Regions from separate parts of the Homo sapiens genome. Here regions 1 and 2 are each linked to region 3. The links are chromatin contacts, found by Hi-C or POLR2A ChIA-PET in ENCODE. All regions are on one chromosome and are shown on one strand. Each heading gives the region's core, a stretch centred on a gene start or an enhancer-like site at or near the end of the contact. The rest is flanking DNA. Distances are from core to core; before and after follow the strand shown.

What was found. Hi-C counts contacts between places; a loop is a spot of excess contacts on that map. ChIA-PET counts read pairs that join two places held with the same protein, here RNA polymerase II (POLR2A). Pooled maps may share reads with other maps.
Region 1: a loop to region 3 is called in a map of naive thymus-derived CD4-positive, alpha-beta T cell, with 7 times the contacts of the local background. The contact joins the promoter of KLHL36 here to the promoter of MBTPS1 in region 3. A Hi-C loop is called at or near these places in 1 of 168 maps with a recorded cell type or tissue (naive thymus-derived CD4-positive, alpha-beta T cell), 1 of 37 single-sample maps with no recorded cell type and 6 of 50 pooled maps. POLR2A ChIA-PET finds 5 or more read pairs at or near these places in 4 of 52 experiments (H1, HEK293T, MCF 10A and 1 more).
Region 2: a loop to region 3 is called in a map of sciatic nerve, with 11 times the contacts of the local background. The contact joins the enhancer-like site here to the promoter of MBTPS1 in region 3. A Hi-C loop is called at or near these places in 1 of 168 maps with a recorded cell type or tissue (sciatic nerve), 2 of 37 single-sample maps with no recorded cell type and 4 of 50 pooled maps. POLR2A ChIA-PET finds 5 or more read pairs at or near these places in 2 of 52 experiments (OCI-LY7 and activated CD4-positive, alpha-beta T cell).

What each region holds. Positions count from the first base shown.
Region 1 is chr16:84,645,367-84,649,850 of GRCh38, forward strand. KLHL36 (kelch like family member 36) reads left to right here and starts at 3,145. Exons shown (of 5, transcript NM_024731.4): 1 at 3,145-3,283. It overlaps LOC105371376 (a long non-coding RNA gene), which reads right to left and starts at 4,213. Exons shown (of 4, transcript XR_933817.2): 1 at 4,126-4,213; 2 at 3,837-3,962; 3 at 1,070-1,190. RefSeq lists silencers at 2,809-2,978, 3,039-3,228, 3,439-3,718.
Region 2 is chr16:84,723,548-84,728,265 of GRCh38, forward strand. All of the region lies in intron 1 of USP10 (ubiquitin specific peptidase 10), which reads left to right. LOC124903737 (a long non-coding RNA gene) reads right to left here. Exons shown (of 3, transcript XR_007065154.1): 3 at 3,934-4,718. Among named protein-coding and RNA genes, the nearest start is that of USP10, 26 kb to the left of the region's middle. RefSeq lists enhancers at 2,516-2,810, 2,935-2,984, 3,210-3,710. Within about 2 kb of position 3,149, at least 20 of the 41 ENCODE cell types and tissues checked have a DNase peak (open chromatin) inside an H3K27ac peak, as active enhancers do; they include OCI-LY7, where a contact is called at or near this core.
Region 3 is chr16:84,113,517-84,118,404 of GRCh38, forward strand. It overlaps MBTPS1 (membrane bound transcription factor peptidase, site 1), which reads right to left and starts at 3,426. Exons shown (of 23, transcript NM_003791.4): 1 at 3,219-3,426. MBTPS1-DT (MBTPS1 divergent transcript) reads left to right here and starts at 3,527. Exons shown (of 1, transcript NR_186375.1): 1 at 3,527-4,888. RefSeq lists silencers at 2,917-3,346, 3,747-3,846 and an enhancer at 3,997-4,156.

The DNA of each region.
Region 1 (4,484 bases), core at 1,895-4,394, 530 kb after region 3:
GGTACAGAGATAGTATCAAATGAGTTAATACATGCAGAGGGCTTACAGCACTGCCTAGTGCTTAGAAAACTGGAATTATCATTATGGCAAAGAAATTGTGTAAGAGGAAAATGTTGAGAGAACAATATGAACCAATTTTTTTGAATGATGTAGAAATGAGTGTTTGTTTTATTTTGTTTTGTTTTTGAGACAAGGTCTTGCTCTGTTACCCAGGCTGGAGTACAGTGGCACAACCACAGCTCACTGCAACCTCGACCTCGTGGGCTCAAGCAATCCTCCCACCTTAGCCTCCCAAGTAGCTGGGACTACAAATGCATGCAGCCATGACTGGCTGATGTTTAATTTTTTTTTGTACAGACGAGAGTCTTGCTATGTTGCCCAGGATGGTCTCGAACTCCTGAGCTCAAGTGATCCTTTTTCCTCCCAAAGTGCTGGAATTACCGGCATGAGCCACTACACATGGCTGTTTGGTTTTTTGTTTTGAACTTTTCTGTATTGAGAGTAGCTGAGTAAAGCATGCATTACTTTTATAATTTGGGAGGACACAAAACGTTACTGAAAGAAAAAGACTGAGAGAGTGGTTCACAAAGTGCTGTTGGGGAACGCAGGGTGAAGCCAAGTTAGCCGAGTCCACACCGTTTTCATGTCAAGGTCATGTGTGGATGAGCTTGTCTTAGGCCCTTACTCCGGCCCCCATACACCAGGTTGCACGTCTTCTCATTCATGATGAACACAACACCCGGAAGGCCGATGTTCATGCTGAGTTATAGGCTCTACAGCGAAATCTCTTGTTAGATAAATAGATAGATAGATAGATAGATAGCATAGATACCCATATATAGAGGTGCATGTATCCATTTATCTATATAAGAGTTATAGGCTCTTAAAATATCTACAGCTAAATCTCTTGTTAGACAGATAAATAGATATGATAGATACCCATATATAGAGGGGCATGTATCTATTTATCTACCTATATCTATTTATCAAGAGAATCTTTAACTCTAGCTGTAAAAAAGAATATGTCCAACTCTTGGTGCTCCGTGTATTGCCCCAACACAGTACTCACCACGCTAGGACCATTGCTGATTGACTTGTTTTCCTGTCTTCCTAAGAGCCCTGAAAGTTTCTTCTTTGTATCCCTGGCACCTACTACAGTGCCGGCCACACAGCAGGTGTTCCTGAAAAGTCTGTTGGATGAATGAGAGGCAGTGCATGAATTCATGTCAGAACAGAGATCCATCCACATGTCGGTATGGAGACAGAATAACAGGAGGATTAGCTTTGTCTGGGGTAGGGACAGGTCCAGGAAGGGTCAAAGACAGGCAAGTAAGGCTTGGCAGGGTGAATGTGTACAGTCCCCAAAGAAAAGGGGAGAGAGAGAGAGAGAGATGGGGGACAGCAATCCAGTCAGTGAGAACATCATTTAAAGATCCTTGGCTCACACCTGTAATCCCAGCACTTTGGGAGCCTGAGGCAGGCAGATCACCCGAGGTCAGCAGTTTGAGACCATCCTGGCCAATATGGTGAACCCCATCTCTACTAAAAATACAAAAATTAGCCAGGCGTGGTGGTGGGCGCCTGTAATCCCAGCTACTCAGGAGGCTGAGGCAGGAGAATCGCTTGAATCCAGGAAGTGGAGATTTCAGTGAGTTGAGATTGAGCCGTTGCACTCTAGCCGGGGTGACAGAAAGACTCTGTCTCAAAAAAATAAATAACCATCCCGGCTAACACGGTGAAACCCCGTCTCTACTAAAAATACAAAAAATTAGCCGGGCGAGGTGGTGGACGCCTGTAGTCCCAGCTACTTGGGAGGCTGAGGCAGGAGAATGGCGTGAACCCGGGAGGCGGAGCTTGCAGTGAGCCGAGATCCCGCCACTGCACTCCAGCCTGGGCGACAGAGCGAGACTCCGTCTCAAAAAAAAAAAGAAAAAAAATAAATAAATAAATAAATAAAATAAATAAATAAATAATTAAAAAATAAAGATCCTGTAAGTGGGCTGGGTGTGCTGGCTCACACATGTCATCCCAGCACTTTGGGATACCGAGGCACGAGGATCGCTTGAGCCCAGGGGTTCAAGACCAGCTTGGACAACAAACTGAAACCCTGTCTCTATAAAAATCAAAGAAAAAAAAATAGCCAGGTGTGGCAGCCGGCACCTGTGGTCTCAGCTGCATGAAAGACTGAGGCAGGAGGATCACTTGAGCCTGGGAGGTGGAGGCTGTAGTGAGCACTACACAAAAGAAATCGCTGATCCTTCAGCAGCCATTTCCCACTCCAGCAACTCCCCGCCCCTGGCAACCACTCATCTACTTTCTGTCTCTATGGATTGGCTTGTTCCGGACATTTCACATACACGGAATCATACAGTGTGTGGTCTTTTGTGTCTGGCTTCTTTCACTAAGTATTACATCTCCAAGGTTCATCCCGCTGTAGCATGAGCGAAGTGTGACAATTGATAGATGGATCGATGAAGGTTACATTCATTCATTCCATACACATTTACTGAGCACCTACTGTGTGCCAGTCTTGGCGACGACCCAGTCAGGAATAGAACTAACAGTAAACCCTGCCCTGGAGGGCTTCTGGTAGGGAGGAGAGACAATAAACCGAATAAACTAGTACATTATTTGGAATATTAGACGCTGATAAGAGCTCAAGTGAAGCATGGGGTTGGAAGTTGGGTGCAGAGAGAGGGGCTGTGACTTCGAGCAGAGCGGTCAGCAAAGGCCTCGCCGCAGGGTGGCCGCAGGGACGCTCCCGCTCAGCCCGGAAGGAGGCGAGAGGCGCGGTGCCCGTCCCGGCGACTCTGGGCCAGCAAAGAGCTCCCAGCGCACGCGTCGGTGCCTCGAGGCCCGGGACCCTGCGTGTCTGGTCCCCGCCGTGGCCCTGCGTCCGTGACGGTGGGTGGCACCAGGGAGCATTTCGCGCGGCGGGGCTGGGGCCTGCCTTTGAAGGGACGGAGTCGGGCGTCGTGGTGGGGTGGACACCGGGGATCCCCGGGGCGCGGACGAGGGGGGCGTCCACCCTGCGAGCTCACCCCACGGCCCCCGCGTCCCGCCCTCAGCCGCAGGCCCCGCCCCGCGCCGCCCGGCCCCGCCTCCCCGCGGCCGCCGCCATTGGCCGCGCGCGCCGCCTCCGCCCTCGGCCTCGCACTTCCTGGCGGAGCCATGGCTGCGCAGCGGGCTGGCCGGGGGTCTCCTGAACCCGGGCCCCGCCGCCCCGACCGCCCGGCCCCGCCGCCGGGGCTGTCCCCGCCGCGTCCGTAGCGCGTCCTGCCAGGTGGGCCTCCGCGCGCGCCCACCCTCCAGCCCGGGACCGCCAGGAAGCCGCGCCCGGCCGGGGCGGGGAGCTGGCGGAGATCGGGAGGGTCCCCGGCCACCGCGAGCCGCGACCCCCCTGCGCCCCTTGGTGCCGGGGCGGGCGGGTGGGCGAGTGGGGGCGCCGCGGCCGGGGGAGGGGCCGCCGCCCCCGCAGGTGACACAGGTGCGGCCTGTGCGGACCGCCCCGCGCGTGGCAGGTGAGTGGCCCCCGCCCCGGGCCGTCCCGACTCCGCCTCCTCGCCGCCGGCTGGAGCCTGCTGGGCGGCCGTTGCGCTGAGTTCCGCCTGGGCTGCGGGGTCCGAGCGAACGACAGCGGCGTCCCCGGAGACCCCGCCGGCGAGCCGGTGTCAGCAGCGTCGCTTTCTCCAACGCTGAGGTCGGGAGGGAGCTTGGGGAGGAGGCGCTCTGGGAAACCCCCGGCCGGACGGGGCCTGCGGTCCCATGTTTACTGGAAGACCTTTTCCAGTGACCTGGGATTGTCACTGTGCTTGGGGGTGGCCTTGACCCTTCACCTGCTTCCAAAAAGCGTCGGAGGCCGCTGACGTCCAACACGGGTGGAAATCAGACCCCACCCCCACGCACTTGCAGGAGACAGCAGGGAGCCTCCGGCCCCGCGAACTCTCTCTAGGTATCTTGGCCTAGAAAATAAAGCGTTGAGCGTTAGAAGGCCTGGTTGATTCTGGGCAGGCTGCCTGGGGCGGTGGAGAGAGAGGGCACCTGCTGCTTGCTGTTCTGTGACCTTGGGCAACCCCCCCTGGGGCACCCGAGCGCCAGGTCTCACTGTGGGAACGACGGTGTCACCTCTCAGCGTGAAGGTGGAATGAAGTCGAGTCCGCGGTGGGCACCGCACCAACGCTGGGTTTCTTCTCTTCCCTCTCTGGGCTCTCCAGCATCCTAGGGGAGGGCCGGGGTGGGAACAGCTTGTCATTGTCACAAAGTTTCTAGTTTGTCGAGAGGAATCCAGTTGCCCCTTCTCTCCCTAGGGGAGTTGCACGGGACGGACTGTGCCCGAATTCATTCCTTCCATGGGAACACTGGAGTGCCCTCCCTGTGTCCCCAGTTATCTAAGAACAGTGCTGACTTCTTGTCACATTGTTCTTTATTAGTGAAGACTATTTGTTCAATAGGTAACAAACTCTTCTCATGAACTCAAATAGCGG
Region 2 (4,718 bases), core at 1,899-4,398, 610 kb after region 3:
TATTCCTTATCCTTAGATAAGCTTTTTATTTGTGTGGGTTTTTTCATCTTCCTCTTCCTGAATTCATTTGTTCAACAAAGCTATTTTGAGCACCTACTCTATGCCAAGTCTACTGCATTAACTTCTGGCTAAACAAAGATGGATCTAACTCGATTCTTGTACTTTAAAGAAATCAGCTTTATGGAGGTATAACGTATGTGCGGTGAATTTCACCCATTTAAAGTGTATATTTCCATGAATTTTAACAGATGTATTCATTTGTGTAATCACCTCCACAATCAAGACACCAGTTCTGTCATTCCCCAGAATGACATTGAGCCCCCTTGCAGCCTCTTCTTTTGTTCGTCCTTGGCCCCAGCAAAGATAGAACTGCTTCTGTTACAGTTTCTTTTTTATTGGTTTCATCTTCCATTTCTTTTTTTCTTAAGGTCAGCACCAAGGTGATTGTAATGAATATGAAAGTTGGTGGAATCTTGAACTTCTACTAGGGCTATCCCAGATAAAGTTGACTGAATTTACTCCCTAATTTATCTGCTGTGTTTCATACAATAGCAATTTTACACAGGAAGTTATTCAATAATGAGGGCTATCTATATTACCTTGCTATTTAGTACTAGTTAAGAGCAAAGCGAGTTAAAATTTAATGGCCATTTTGTAATACAGTTCTAATATAGACACAGGACTGGAAAGTTGGTAAAAGTGGGTTTCTGTTAAGTGAATCATGTTTTCTAATTTGGAGATTCAATCTGAATTCAATCTAAAATTTCTGAAGGAAATTTTAGCTCGGAATCTCCATGAAAGCACTTAATATACAGCCAACCTGTTAAAAACCATACTTTGAGAGGTAAAATGATTACTTTTTGATAGCACTTTAATAGTAGAAATAGAATATACAAACAGGGAAGTAGACACTCAATTGCAGTACTTTGACATTTGAGTTTCAAGGAGAGAGGCTGCCTGTGAGAGTGACTTTGTGATAGTTTGTCTACTTTGTTCGCTTCTCAGGACCTCTTTGCCCCAAGAAAGTAAAGCAAAATTTTGCTATAGCCCTATTAGTGAGGGAACAAAACTTCTCTTCCTCCTTCTTCCTTTGTCTGCTTCTGCCATTTGTAACACTTAGTTCAGCTTGCAGTTGGCTTGCACTGTAATAAAACTGTAAATGTCACCATGCCCTGACCCCTGTGTGTGTTGTGTTCAAAGTTTTACTCTCGTAGTCTCGCATAGTTGAGTGTGGATTGTTGATGCTCAGTGCATATTGTTAAATTGGCGAACTTCCTGGTGTGCATTCACTAGTTGATGATAGTGTCATCTCCAGATGTCCTCAGAACCACCCACACCACCTTCTGAAGTTGAAAGCACACAATGATTGTTCAGTAGATATCAGCTAGCACCCATAACTTACTGGGCTTTGATTCATAAAGCCTAGTAAAGAAATTAAAATTTTTATTTTGATATAAGTACTGACCTTTTTTAAAACTTTATTGAGATATAATTCACATGCTGTGGAGTTTGTGTATTTGAATAAATATGCATTTCAGTGGTTTTTAGTGTATTCACAAAGTTTTGCAGCTAACACCGTAGTCCATTTTAGAACATTTCATCATCCCCAAAAGAAAGCTCATGTTCATTAGCAGTCACCGCCTCCCGCTCCCCCATTCTCCTCTCCTCCCAGCCCTTGGCAACCATGATCTTTCTGTGTCTGGTAATTTGCCTATTCTTGGCATTTCATATGAATGGAAGAAACAATTTATGGCTCTTTGTGTGTGGCTTTAACTTAGTATAATGTTTTCAAAGTCATCCTGTTGTAGCATGCATTAGTCTGATGACATTTTCTTTTTCTTTTTCTCTTTCTTTTCTTTTTTCTTTTTTGAGACGGAGTTTTGCTCTTGTTACCCGGGCTGGAGTGCAAATGGCACGATTTCCGCTCACTGCAACCTCTGCCTGCTGGGTTCAAGCAATTCTCCTGCCTCAGCCTCCTGAGTAGCTGAGATTAGAGGCGCCTGCCACCATGCCCGGCTAATTTTTTTTTGTGTTTTTAGTAGAGACAGGGTTTCACCATGTTGGCAGTCTGTTCTCTGACTCCTGACCTCAGGTGATCCACCCGCCTCGGCCCCCCAGAGTGCTGGGATTACAGGTGTGAGCCACCGTGCCCGGCCTGTCTGACGACATTTTCAAACCCGTGTTTCTTAATCCTTTTTAGATCCAAGAGATCCTTTTGGAGATGGGAAGAATTTTAGAAGTTGTCTGGTCCAACATACCTTCATTTTGTAGATGAGATTAAGGCTTTAATCATGCCAAACAGTCTATTGCTCTTTTCATGTTTCCCCAAATTGAGCTTATTTGGATCAGGAGAAGAGGGAGAATACTTTATACTTCTCAGCTTCTTGTGTATTTGACTGTGACCTGGTTATACCATTTGCCACTGTGAGGCTTAGCTGTGCATCTGTGAATGGGAGATTGTTCTTAGAGATTGGTCATAGTTGTCCACCTGCCTCGGAAACTGCAGGTACAAATGCAGCAGCAAAGTATTTACATTCTTACTTCAGGGCTGATCTCCTATTTCTATCAGTCCTTTTGAAGGCAGAGAATGTTAATTTGGAACAACCTGCATATTTATTCAAATTTCCAGAGAGATGAAACTTTCAGAATGCTGTGCTGCAGCGCCCCCTAGTGCCGTGCTGTACTGATAGTCCCCAGCGTCTCCTGAAGCCGAAAGTGGCGTTTCCCGCAGTTCCGGCGGGAGAGCTGTAGCCAGCAGGTTGTGCAAGTGAACATTAGACATCTTTTCTCCTTCTCGCCTTCCTTGGGCTGAGATGGAGGAATGTGTCTTTATTGCTGAGGGCAAGGTCTTTGTTTTTCCTTTAGCAGGAACACTGGTTTTCCCACTTCGTCTAAACCTTTGCCCAGGGTTTCTCAACTCAGGCCCCCTGAGGGCCGTAGTGGCCTCCACACACCTCCAGAAGGTAAACTGAGCCAGCTTAGCCAACAGGCTATGCTTCAGGGAGGAAGGTGTCTTTTGTTCCCATCCCTGCTGTGGTGTGGGCTTGCCCCCCTTTTCTCGAAGTGTTTCTTGTATATTTTTTTCCACATCCTCTTGAGAAAGGATCAGAAAGTAAAGATGTGAACAGTGAGAGTTTTGAAAGCCCGGGATGGAGGCCGGATGGGATATGAGGGGAAGTGGTGGAGGGGAATAAATAGCTTCTCTAGTTCACAGTCTTACTTCCCCTAAAAAGGGGAAGAAATGCCTGAAGCCCTTGTACTTTGCTCCCCCGAATCGCAGGCATTTCTGTGCCGTCCCGCCCCTGGGCATTTCCTATGCAACCACAGGACGCGGGAAAGGAGCGTTTGTTACTGCTTTCTGATACCTCCTTTTGACCCCAGTGTTCTGACTCTGGCAGAGTTGCTGAAACCTTAGGGGGCTTCCCAGTCTTTCCTGATGGTATTTGGTGTAGCTGTGGGAAGGGCAGAGTTAGCCGCAGCAGTGTCACAGTTTCTGTGGTGTGGCATGGCTGACAGGGCCTCCAGGTACCTGCTTTTATTTTAATGACAGCCACCAATATGTCCTAAGCTCTGCACTTTCTTTGAAATTACAAGAAACGATGAACTTACTCGTGCTTTTTAGTCTCCCGTGTGAACTGAATTGTTCTGTATTTTATCTTGCTCTGTTATGGGCAAAACTAATTCATGTCATCAGTGGCATTTCCCTCTTCACTAGGTTGTAAATCCTGTGAAGTCAGACACAGCGTTATTTTCATCTTTATTTTACCCAAACACCTACAATTTTCCCCCCTCATGTGACAGCCTTTGAAATAAGTTAATCTTCCAGAGGAGAGAAAACACTAAACAGTCAAACATAAGGAGAGGGTAAAGGTTTTCCTCATAACCTCACAATTTTCAGTGTTAGCTTTAAAAAAACAAACAAACAAACAAACAAACAAACAAAAACTCTTTATTTGCAAATAGTTTGAAACTTGAAAAGTTGCGGAAAGAAAAATAGTACAAAGAATCCCCAGATGGTCCTTTACCCAGATCCACCTGTTGTTAAGATTAAATCCATTTGCTTAATCATTTGTGTGTGCTGGAATTCTCTGTCTGCAAATACACACTCATACGGATACACATACAGACACACAGACATGGGCTAACAAATGCAAATATACAGACATACAATATTTTTCCAAACCCTTTGAGATTTCAGGGAAGATTACATACACTGTAGCCACTTAATCCTAAATTCTTGAATGTGTATTTCCTAAGAATAGGCATATTCTCTTAAATAACCACAGTAATACGTTACCACTTTCACAAATTTACATTGATGCAGTACTTTTTTCTAACCTGTCCATATTCTAATTTTGGGAGTTGACCATATAATGTCCTTTCTAGAATTTTCCCTTCCAGCACAGGATCCAGTCTAGGGTCAGGAAATGTATTTAGTTATCATGTCTCTAGCTTTTTGTAGTCTGGAAGTTTCCCACAGCCTTTCAGGATATTGACTTTTTTGAACAGCAGTTTCTCCTCCCCTCTTTTGATAACATTCCTCATTTTACCAAACACCTAAAATAACATTTGATTGGAAGTTAGGAAGGCTTTTGGAGAAGGAGATGGTGAAACCAGAACATTTTAATAGCAGTTGGCTGTCCTGAATTTCTGTGATAAACTTTTTGGTGTCACAAACATGCCTTGCTTCAACATTTAGTCAGATATCATTTTAGTTA
Region 3 (4,888 bases), core at 2,176-4,675:
ATGTATTACTTGCGCAAGCAACTGGCCTAGCTGGTGGCTAGCATTCTTTGCAGCTCTTGGAGTCTCCCACTTACAATTTTCACAATAAAAGAATATCACAAAGATTATAATTCTGGGCATAACTAAAATACATCTGAAATTATCTCTTTAAAAATAATTAGAACATAATTTAGGTGAGTGAAAATGACTTGTATCACCCGACAATCATCTAATTATGCAGCTATGCCTTGCTTTGTAATAAACTAGTTTACTAAAATAGCTCCAAAGGAGACTGAATTGTGTTTAGACCACGAAAGGTTACTATCCAGTCCAATTAAAAGTCGGCTGAAAAACTACCACCTTCAGAACTAATTGCATACTTGGCTATATTACCATTGTTTAACAGGCTAACAATTAAGTCATGCCAGACCAAACTATGGTAAAACAAAGGTGTCTTCCCTTTTTTTTTTTTTTTTTTTTCTTTTTTTGAGACGGAGTCTCGCTCTGCCGCCAGGGTGGAGTGCAATGGCGCGATCTCAGCTCACTGCAACCTCTGCCTCCGGGGTTCAAGCGATTCTCCTGCCTCAGCCTCCCAAGTAGCTGGGACTACAGGCGCATGCCACCACGCCCGGCTAATTTTTTTGTATTTTAGAGACGGGGTTTCACTGTGTTAGCCAGGATGGTCTCAATCTCCTGACCTCGTGATCTGCCCGCCTCGGCCTCCCAAAGTGCTGGGATTACAGGCGTGAGCCATCACGCCCGGTCGACAAAGGTGTATTCGGGTGTATTCTTACATCCGATGCAACCATTTATTCTGGCACACTCCATCCATCAGGTGGTCTTGTATTAAAAAGAAAAAAAATTCATCCCAATGTATCACTACAGTCAAGAGTGAGAAACCTTGGTCTGTGGTGTCTTCACTGCCTACTGTTTCACACACATCACTCTTGTCTCCTTTTATTCTTACCCCTTAGTCATGCAGTATTAGCTGGCCACACATAGGGCACCTCCAAACTTCTAACTTCCTTATTTTACTTTAAAATGCCTTTCCTCAGCTGGGCGCGGTAGCTCACGCCTGTAATCCCAGCACTTTGGGAGGCCGACGCGGGCGGATCATGAGGTCAAGGAGTCTGAAACCAGCCTGACCAACATGGTAAAAACCCGTCTCTACTAAAAATACAAAAATTAGCCGGGTGTGGTGGCGGGCACCTGCAGTCCCGGCTACTCGGGAGGCTGAGGCAGGAGAATCGCTTGAACCCGGGAGGCAGAAGTTGCAGTGAGCCGAGATCCACCACTGCACTCCAGCCTGGGCGACAGAGCGAGACTCTGTCTCAAAAAAATAAAAATAAATAAAGCGTTTCCTCAAGCAGAATTCCGCAGCACTGATGGCAGCAATGTACAGTTCACCTTAGCCTTCAGTCTTCCAAGTTTTTTTTTGTTTTTTGTTTTTTGAGACATAGTCTCACTCTGTCGCCCAGGCTGGAATGCAGCGGCGTGATCTTGGCTCACTACAACCTCTGCCGCCTGGGTTCAAGGGATTCTCCTGCCTCAGCCTCCCGAGTAGCTGGGATTACAGGCGCCTGCCATTGCGCCCAGCTAATTTTTGTATTTTCAGTAGAGACGGGATTTCACCACGTTGGCCAGGCTGGTCTTGAACACCTGACCTTGTGATCCGCCCGCCTCGGCCTCCCAAATTGTGGGATTACAGGCGTGAGCCACCGCGCCCGGCCCAGCCTTCCTAGTTCTTGTTAACCTCCTGACTAGAAGAGCTCCCACTTCTTCCCTAGGTGCTTCAAAGGTTCCGCAAGCTCTGCATTGGAATTTTCCCTTTTTATATAGAAAGGACCAACTCTTGATTATACGGGGTGCCTGGGGAGTGCAGTCGTTTGACACGTGTCTGGGTCAGGTCCCAGCTCCCATTCTCAATCAACAGTTTTGCTGTCATCCGCATCACACATTAGAGCATAAAATAAACTTTTATTTGTCAAAAGTGTTCTGCATAAATGCTTAAACAAAATGTGGTATAGCCATACAACTGAATATTATTTGGTCATAAAAGGAATGAAATCCTGATTCATGCTACAACATGGATGAACTGTGAAAACATGCTAAGTGAAAGAAGCCTGACACAAAAGGCCGCATATCATATGTTTCCATCTGAATATACGAAATAGTCATTAAAGGCAAATCTAGAAAGACAAAGTAGATGAAAGGTTGCCTGTGGCGGGGCCTGGAAATGGGCATTGACTACAACTGGGCATCAGAGGTCTTGGGGTAACGGAAATGTTCTAAAAGTGGATTTGGTAGTGGCTGTGCTGCTGTAAATTTACTAAAAACCACTGAATAGTACACTTAAAACAGGTGGATTTTATGGTATGTAAATTCTACTTCAATGAAGCTCTTACATTAAAAAATAAGTATAAATAATAAAAGCGGATTCTCCAGATTGAAAAAAAAAAAAATGAGAGGAATTACTTCTCTTCTGCAAGCCCTCCTTTTCGTAGACATACAATTGGAGACCTTGACGTTAGGAGGGCTTACCTACACAGTTCAGACTAAAGGATGAGTCTCCAGAATTCAACGCAGGTCGTATTCCACTCCACGTAATTTCGAAGTGTCAATCAGAATCTAATAACTTAATTTGTGTAGACAAATAGGCCAAGATTCTCAGGGGCTCAACCCAATATGAAAGGTAAACATCTTAATAAAAATACTGACGATCCACAACGGTCTTAGGTAGCGCAACCATGCCAAGGCGAGGCAAGATTTTTAAGAAGCTACAGGTTTAAAAGGCAATCTGGTTCTGAGAGTTCGCCGAACAGAATCCCCGCATTTCCAAAAACCAGCAGCGCAATATGCACAGACCGAGATAAGGCAAAGAATCGACGTCTTTTAAACCTGACGCCAGCACTGCCCCGGAAGCGCACCTAGAATTGAGTCTGTCTGGAGGCTCCGGGCCAGAGCAGGGCGTATTGTTTCACTCGGTGAATGCTCATTTCACGTAAAGAAAACCAGGCAACGGAACAAGCTGCCGGAGCGCGCAGACCCCCGCAGGGCCGCGGTACAGGCACGCTGTGTCCAAACAAGCGCCGGAGGCCCCGCGCCCACCTCCCCCGACCCGGCCCGGCCCCCGCAGCCCTCGCCTCGGGGCCTCGGACGCAACCGGCACACCTGAGCGAGCGGGCCGCCGCCGCTAGGCGGAGCGGGTCGGGGAGGCCGCGCGCGGGCGGCTGACGTACCTGCGCCGCCGGGAGCTCAGGGCCGGCGGGCCCGGGATAACGGCGCCTCCGCGGCGAACACGCCTGGGCACTCCATTCGGGGCTGTTTACTCCCAACTCTCGCGAGACTGGGCGACCGGGCCAGCGAGGCCCACAGCTGGGAGCCTCAGCTCCGCCGACCCAGCGTGCCCTGTCTGTCCCGCGCTCCCGGGGCTTGCGTGCGCGCTCTGGACGCCGTGGGCAGCGGGACCACGCCGGGAGGATGGACGAAGGTCTCGCGACATTTGCGGCGGCGGGGGCCGGTGGCAGGGTGGAAGCGGAGGGGCGTGGCCAGCGAGCTGCCAGGCGGCGAGAACGCGCTGGGGGAACCCTTGGTCCGCTCTGCGCGTCGCTCTAGGATCCCCGAAAAGGAGCACGGGCGCGAAAGCGGCCAGGCTGGGCCAGGATCTAGAAAGACTGCCTGGCGCAGGCTCCCTGCCCCCGCGGGCCTGCTGTCATGGACTCGTGGAGAGCTCGCTTCCCGCGCGGACCCTTCCTGCAGGGGTCCACGTCCAGGCACCGGCGGCTCGGACACCCCACCCCCGGCCGGGCACCTGCCCTGGGTGCCCCTTAACCCGGGCGGTAGCTCGTTAAGATGGCGAAGTGTCCGGTCCGGAACACGCGAAACCCCAAATCCCGCCTGCCCGACCTCCTGACCCCCGGCCCCACGGGACGACAGACTGGGCCTCCCGACGCGCAGCGCGCTGCCGGGACACCGGTGCGTGCGAAACGGAGGACCTTTGTAACGCCACGTGTTTGCTCTTTTTGAAAAAACAAGAATAAATGTGTTAAACTGTCTGAAAAGCTTGCCGCCTAAAAGATGTCTGGGTGACTTAGATGCTAGGATCAGTTTGTTTTCAATGTAAATGGACCAGCCCGGACTCCGTACGGCACTAGCAGGGGACTGAAAGCGTCTTCAGGTACTGCTGGTGGGCGGTGATGCGCTACAGGCCGATCAGACAGTTTTGTGTCTTTTGGAACTTGACACTGCACCACGGTAATGCTGAACTGCACCAATATTACAGATCACAGCGCATCATCTTCCTTCAACATGATTTAACACAGTTGACTTAATATGGTGGATAAATGTAGAATCACAAATTACCATACCCCACCTCAGGCTTCTACTTCGTAATTTTGAGCAGGTTGTTTAACCTCTTTGTACCTCAGCTTCTTCATTACAAAAATAGGGGTACTAGCCAGGCGGGGTGGCTCGCGCCTGTAATCCCAGCACTTGGGGAGGCCGAGGCAGCCGGATCACTTGAGGTCAGAAGTTTCAGACCAGCCTGGTCAACATGGGTGAAACGCCGGCTCTACCAAAAATATAAAAACTTAGCTGAGTGTGGTAGCGCATGACTGTAATCCCAGCAACTCAGGAGGCTGAGGCAGAGAATCGCTTGAACCTGGGAGGCGGAGGTTGCAGTGAGCTGAGATCGTACCACTGCACTCCAGCTTGGGCGACAGAGCGAGACTCTGCCTTAAAAATAAATAAATAATTTTTTTAAAAAATAGGGGTACTAATATCTACCTTAAAGGATGAGGGTTAAATTAAGTACACACATAAGCCCTAGCGCAGTGGCTTATGCCTGTAATCTCAACACTTTGGGAGTCTGTGGCGGGAGGATCACTTGAGCCCAGGAGTTTGAGACTAG